Regions from separate parts of the Homo sapiens genome. Here region 1 is linked to region 2. A link is an interaction called in ENCODE POLR2A ChIA-PET data of the cell type or tissue named here. Cell type or tissue: Caco-2. All regions are shown on one strand. Each heading gives the region's core, and the rest is flanking DNA. Links, peaks and the distances in the headings are about the cores only.

Region 1 (2,500 bases), core at 1-2,500, 420 kb after region 2:
CCATACCCCCACCTCATTCCAACCCCAACACAAGCCATCAATTAGACATACTAGTGAGAGTAGTGAGGAGATTATTTGGCATATACATACACACCCTCGAGTGGTATCCTAAGCCAGGATATAAGTATGATAAATTACACCTCTAGTAGGAAAAAATAAAGCCATCAAGAAAGTTACAGGAACGCCAATTTGTCTCAAGGGACCTGCAGAAATGGATTTTGAAGTCCCAGGGAGGCAGAACCAAAACCTAAAGACAACCCTGAAGCATAAGTCTTCCCATGACCAGGAGGCTTCCTGCATCGACAGGTGCCAAGAACTTGGTCCTGCCTGTAATACATGGGTCCTGCCTGTAATGCAGGCTATCTCTGGCCTCCCATCCCTGTGAAGCCAAAAACCCCACACACACCTGATGACATCCCCTAGGCGTACACGAAGGTTATTCCGAACAACTCTATTCATCCGAATCTTCTCATCAGAACAAGTATCATCAGAAAGGACGATGCAAACAGCTTCTCGTCTCTTCTTTCCTTTCAGCAACACTGTGTCACCTCGGAACAACTGCAATTCATCCATCTTGGGCTGAGGAAAGAAAGTTAAGGCCTTTGGGTCATTGGGCTGACGGGGAGTAAGCAGCAGCCCTGGAGATTGGGATTCCCAGTAAACCCCACTCTATCTGCAGTCACTGCAAGAAAAATGAGAAAAGAAACCTGGGAAAATCCCTCAAGTAAGTGCAGTAAGGAAAGACTAGTCTGTGGCCACAGCTTACCTGGGACAAGGACACCACACTGTTGTCCTCATTGATGGCTTCATCAACAATTAACCGATTGGGACGGTTCTTCTGTTTGAGAATGGCTGTTGATAGGTCATCACCTTTTGAACTAGAAGGAGGAAATGGAGTCAGTAGATACTCCTGCCCCAAGCGCCTCGCCAGTCTCTAAAACTCATACTTAGGAAAGAAACAGTGAATAGATGAAGCTGTCCCTAGACCAGAAAGCTCAGATGAAGGAAAGGCAGCCAAGGTCACGAGGAGCAGTATCTACCATACATATTACAATACCCATTCCAGCAGCTCCTGGTATTTTGAGCGTCAGTGTCCCAGCTATAAGGCCCCAAGTGAGTGATCCTGCCCCAGGGTCAGAAAATAATGGCCTAAGAAGAAGACATAATAGAAATGGAGGCTGAATAGTTGTTAGAGAAATAAAAATAGTCTTAGACTTACAGAAGAGTGGTTAAGAGCAGGAACTCTATAGTCAGACCCATTGGGTCTGAATTCCAATTATGCCACTGCTTAATTGTGATCTTGGGCAAGTTACCTAACCTCTGAACTTTGATGTCCTCCTCTATAAAAGAAGGAATATAATACTTATCTCAGAGGCTTATTGTCTTAAGGGAGATAATGAATGTAAAATGCTTAACATAATACCTGGCACATGGTATTAATGGTCACCATGATTAACAGTATAGAGTAAAGCATAAGCTAACTTTCCAGGGAATTAAGTAAGCCAGACAACCTCCCTTGAGGCTCAGGGAGGCCTTAAGTTCTACCAAGCAAGCCTGGGGACAACGAAGCAGAATCATTGGTGCTACCCTCCTTATAGGCTAAACCTACTGATGCCAGGGCATTCCATAGTACCAAAGGAATGCCAAGCATAAAGACCATCATATTTGGAAAAAACACTAACAGACATCAAACCGCCAGAAAGAGGCTCAAGGTCAAAAGGAACTTCACAGTAATATCTGCAAAAGTACACAATTCCATAAAGTTGGCTCAAAAAATCAAAACCAAGAAATGCTGAGACATGGGGCAAATCCAAATCCCTCTCACCCAAATCAAAGTCGACTGGGTCTACACTCAGTGTTATTTCCTAGAAGCTAGGATCATTCACCAGACAGTGACACCAACTTATTACCTAGCCCGTTTCCAGCTGTCACTTACTAGACTCAGCAAGCTCCCTCTCCCTTTTTTTTTTTTTTTTTTTTTTTTTGAGATGGAGTTTCGCTTTTGTTGTCCAGGCTGGAATGCAATGCTGCGATCTCAGCTAACTGCAACCTCCACCTCCCGGGTTCAAGTGATTCTCCTGCCTCAGCCTCCCGAGTAGCTGGGATTACAGGCATGCGCCACCACACCTGGCTAATTTTGCATTTTTACTAGAGATGGGGTTTCACCATGGTGGTCAGGCTGGTCTCGAACTCCTGACCTCAGGTGATCTGCCCACCTCGGCCTCCCAAAGTACTGGGATTACAGGCGTGAGCCACAGCACCCAGCGCTCTCTCTTTTTTAAGAGCGGCCTCGTGTTAGTAAGGCTCAGGAAAACATAAGCATTAACCAAAGTAGGAAGGCCAGACAATGAAGGAAGCAAAGAAAATAAATTTTTAAAACGAATTTCTTCATTCAACAAATTCATGAGTCTCTATTATGTACCAGGCATTGTTCTAAGGGCTGGGGATACTGAAGTCAACAAAACAAGACAAAATAGTATTCCCATTGGAAATATCCTCA
Region 2 (4,621 bases), core at 2,122-4,621:
CTGCCACTATGCTCAGCTTTTTGTATTTTTAGTAGTGACAGGGTTTCACCATAATGGCCAGGCTGGTCTCAAACTCCTGACCTCAAGTGATCCCGCCCGCCTTGGTTTCCCAGTGTGCTGGGATTACAAGTGTGAGCCACTGCACCCGGCCTTTTTTTTTCTTTTTAAAATTATTATTATTATTATTATTATTATTTTGAGACGGAGTCTCTTGCACTGTCGCCGGGGCTGGAGTGCAGTGGCATGATCCTGGCTCACTGCAACCTCTGCCTCCCAGGTTCAAGCAATTCTCCTGCCTCAGCCTCCTGAGTAGCTGGGATTACAGGCGCCCGCCACCATGCCCAACTAATTTTTTGTATTTTTAGTAGAGACAGGGTTTCACCATGTTGGCCAGGCTGGTCTCGAACTCCTGACCTCGTGATTCGCCCACCTTGGCCTCCCAAATTGCTGGGATTACAGGCGTGAGCCACCGCGCCAGGCCCATGCTGTCACATTTTAATGCCTCTCTGGGCCTGATAATTAAAAGAGGCTGGCATTTCTCAGATAAAAAGTTTCTTTTCTTTCTCAAGAGTGATGGAATGGGCCAGGCACGGTGGCTCACACCTGTAATCCCAGCACTTTGGGAGGCCGAGGTAGGGGAATCACCTGAGGTTGCCAGTTCAAGATCCAGCCTGACCAACATGGAGAAACCCCATCTCTTCTAAAAATACAAAATTAGCCAGGCGTGGTGGCGCATACCTGTAATCCCAGCTACTCGGGAGGCTGAGGCAGGAGAATCGCTTGAACCTGGGAGGCGGAGGTTATGGTGAGCTGAGAGCACGCCATTGCACTCCAGTTTGGGCAATGAGAGCGAAACTCCATCTAAAAAAATTAAAAAAAGAGTGATGGAATGAAGGGTTAACACAGTGAAATATAATGGTGAGATTCAATGAGATGATGGGAAATGATCATTAGACTTCTCAGTAGGGGCATGTGGCAGAGACAATGCTATACATTCACAAATCCATTTCCTTTTGCTCTTGGACAGCTAGATTACATTCCACAGTCTACTCTGGATCATGTGATTGCATTCTGGCCAATGAAATATAGATAGAAATGATGTATGACATTTCTAGGGCTGGCTCCTAAAGTCTCCTCTGAAATTCTTTTTTTTTTTTTTCTCTTTCTCTTTTTAAGAGACAGGATTGTGCTATGTCACTCCCAGACTGGTATCAAACTCTTGGGCTCAAGTGATCTCCCACCCTGGCTTCCCAAGAGCTGGGGGACTACAGGCACATAGTACTATGCCCAGCTTGAAGTTCTTTACATTTTCTTTCTTCCCATGTCTATTACTGTAGTTATAGAGGATCTCTAGTGGAGTATTCTGAGACCCTAGGACATGGCATAGCTACTAGATGGATGGCACCTGGATCCCTAAATACTGCTTGGAACAGAGCTCCCTGTTACCCCCAGAATTGACTGTAGTGCTAAGCCATTGAGTTTTGGGAGTGTTTGTTACAGCAATTAAGATTACTTACCCTGACAAATATAGGGCAAAAGATGTGTTACAATATACCATGCAGCTAAGAGTAGAGACCAGAAAGATGGCCTCTGTTTTTAAGAAACTTGGCAGGCCGGGCACGGTGGCTCACGCCTGTAATCCCAATACTTTGGGAGGCAGAGGCAGGCGGATCACCTGAGGTCAGGAATTTGGGACCAGCCTGGCCAACGTGGTGAAACCCTGTCTCTACTACAAATACAAAAATTAGCTGGGTGTGGTGGTGCACGCCTGTAATCCCAGCTACAGGGGAGGCTGAGGCAGGAGAATCACTTGAATCAGGAGGCGGATGTTGCAGTGAGCCTAGATTGCACCACTGTACTCCAGCCTGGGCGACAGAGCGAGACTCCATCTAAAAAAAAAAAAAAAAAAAAAAAAAAAGAAACTTGGCAGAGAAATTAAGGATAAAGAAAGGATTATCTAGAGGAGAATACAGGATTGAGGGAACATGTTTTTGTATTGGTTCTGGCTTCTGTGGCATTCCCGACTCGACAATTCACTAAGAACCCTGGGCAGCAGGGATTAGCCCCCAAATTTGGTCTCTGCTCCCCATTCCAGGAACAGCTTTCTGGGATCATCTGGGCCTACACCTCCCCTATCTGGTCTTTCAGAAAGCTTTTCCAGGCCTTTCCAGGTGTGGTGACTTATGTCTGTAATCCCAGCACTTTGGGAAGGCCGAGATGGACAGATTACCTGAGGTCAGGCGTTCAAGACCAGCCTGGCCAACATGGTGAAACTCTGTCTCTAAAAAATACAAAAATTAGCTAGTCATGATGGTGGGTGCCTGTAATTCCAGCTACTCGGGAGGCTGAGGCAGGAGAATCACTTGAACCTGGGAGGCAGAGGTTGCGGTGAGCCGAGATCAAGCCACTGCACTCCAGCCTGGGCAACAGAGTGAAACTCCGTCTTAAAAAAAAAAAATTATATATATATATATATATATATATATATATATATATATATATATATATATATATATATAAATGGATAACCAGCAGCCCTCAGGGGTGCTCTGTCTATGGAGTGGCCATTTTTTTATTCCTTCACTTTCCTGATAAACTTGCTTTCACTTCACACTATGGACTCACCTTGAATTCTTTCTTGTGTGAGATCCAAGAATCCTCTCTTGGGGTCTGGATTGGGATCTCTTTACTGTAACAACACCTCTGGGATCTGGCAGGGAGGGAGCTGGTTAGGCCCATCTTAGTCATTCTCCTCTTCCTCCAAAAAATGACCTTGGGGAGTCATAGAGGAGAATTATGGAGATGTTCCTGAAGAGATGTTCCTGATGGGGGTCAGGATTTAATTAGCATGATTCAGGGGGCGGCACTGAAGCACTGGTGTTCTTGGGAAAATGGAGCTGTCTACAAGCTCTAGTCACTCAAACAAATATAAATGAGAGAATGGAAAAGCAGATCTCCTGTTCCTGTCTCACCTCTTTGGGTAATATGAACAGCCAGTGGGACAGGTAAAACCCCTGTTTCTCAGTCCTCAGCTCCCTGCCCCCTACCTCTGAAGGTAGCCTCTTCCTATTCCAGTCTGAGGACCCTAGGGCAGAGATCAAGTAAATGACCCATGACCTAGTTTTTGCAGCTCAATTGCAAAACACCTGGCTTGGCTTGGTCTTGATTGGGGGAAGGGATGTCCCTGCTATGGCTCAACTTCTAACTCACTGGGTCTCTGTCCTGCATTCCACTGAAGCCTCAGAGGCATCTCACAGCACTGGGAAAAGCCTTGGAAACTTGCATTCAAATCTCAGCTTGGCCACTAATTCTCTGGGTGACCTTGAGTCCTCTGGGCTCCAATGTGAAATGGGGAAGAGGTTTAGACAATATTTAGATGGCTCTTTAAAAGTACTGGGGGCCAGCTGTTTGGGAGGCTGAGGCAGGAGGATCACTTGAAGTCAGGAGTTCAAGACCAGCCTGGCCAACATGTGAAACCCCGTCTCTACTAAAAATACATAAATTAGCCCAGTGTGGTGGCACACAGCTCTAATTCCAGCTACTTGGAGGCTGAGGCAGGAGAATCGCTTGAACCTGGGAGGTGGAGGTTGCAGTGAGCCAAGATCACGCCACTGCACTCCAGCCTGGGTGGCAGAGTGAGACTCTCTCTCAAACAAACAAACAAACAAAAGTACCAGGGGAGGAATTAATTTGAATTTTATCCTAGTGTTAGCCAATTGGTCCCATCCAAGGAAAATTTAGAAAAGGGAAGGGGATGTGTAAAGGAAACACTAGGCCCCACCTAGATGGTGGCTGGAGCTTCTGATAGTCCTGTACTCTCCACATTTTTAGACTTTCTTGTACTTTTTTTTTTTTTTTTGTGACGGAGTCTGCTCTGTCGCCAGGCTAGAGTGCATGGGCACAATCTCGGCTCACTGCAACCTCTGCCTCCTGGGTTCAAGTGATTCTCCTGCCTCAGCCTCCCGAGTAGGTGGGACTACAGGTGCACGCCACCAAGACCAGCTAATTTTTTTTTTTTTTTTTTTTACTAGAGACGGGGTTTCACCATGTTGGCCAGGATGGTCTCAATTTCTTGACCTTGTGATCCGCCTGCCTTGGTCTCCCAAAGTGTTGGGATTACAGGCGTGAGCCACCGAGCCCGGCCATTTTTAGATTTTTTTTTATAGCCCTTTTACCCCTCCCACTTCTTGTGCTGTCTTGGTGTGTGTATGAAAAAGAGAGAGAGAGAGAGAGGAAGGAGAGCAAGAGTGAGAGAAAAAGAGAATATGGTTACTTAGCCCTTTTTCCCAAATCTGTTTTTGCTTTTGGGGATAGGATATGGTTATGGTGAAGTACTCCACACAGACCCCACCAAGTTTGCCTCTCCTGCGCTACAGCCACTGAGCAGGTGACTGAGGCGCTGTTGATCCAGGGTCATATCCTTACTCGCCCTAGAATGTAAGCTCAGGCAGGGCAGAGGCCATGCCTGACATGTGCATCCCAATGCTTTACACAGCCTAGGTGCCTAGCACATGCTAGATGCTTGGTAAATATTTGCTGAATGAAAGATCAAATGAATGATTGCAGCAAGCAAGTCCTGTAGGCATCCTGGAGCCCAAGGATTCTGCAGTAGGCAGCTTTC

What was found. ChIA-PET counts read pairs that join two places held together with the same protein. Peaks named below come from ENCODE experiments on the same cell type or tissue, not always from the same donor. Only the 100,000 strongest peaks of a DNase experiment are listed, where the experiment ranks them.
Region 1: POLR2A ChIA-PET joins it to region 2 with 10 read pairs; 5 of 35 experiments call an interaction of 5 or more read pairs at or near these places.

The regions. Positions count from the first base shown.
Region 1 is chr9:35,067,485-35,069,984 of GRCh38, forward strand. It overlaps VCP (valosin containing protein), which reads right to left. Exons shown (of 17, transcript NM_007126.5): 2 at 767-878; 3 at 407-579. Among named protein-coding and RNA genes, the nearest start is that of VCP, 3.9 kb to the right of the region's middle. In Caco-2, for the core only: no CTCF peak of the experiment used is centred there; no DNase peak of the experiment used is centred there.
Region 2 is chr9:34,641,843-34,646,463 of GRCh38, forward strand. No RefSeq gene overlaps it. Among named protein-coding and RNA genes, the nearest start is that of GALT, 2.5 kb to the right of the region's middle. RefSeq lists a silencer at 3,070-3,364 and enhancers at 3,070-3,364, 4,578-4,621. In Caco-2, for the core only: no CTCF peak of the experiment used is centred there; a DNase peak (open chromatin) is centred at 3,139; H3K4me3 peaks cover 131 bases.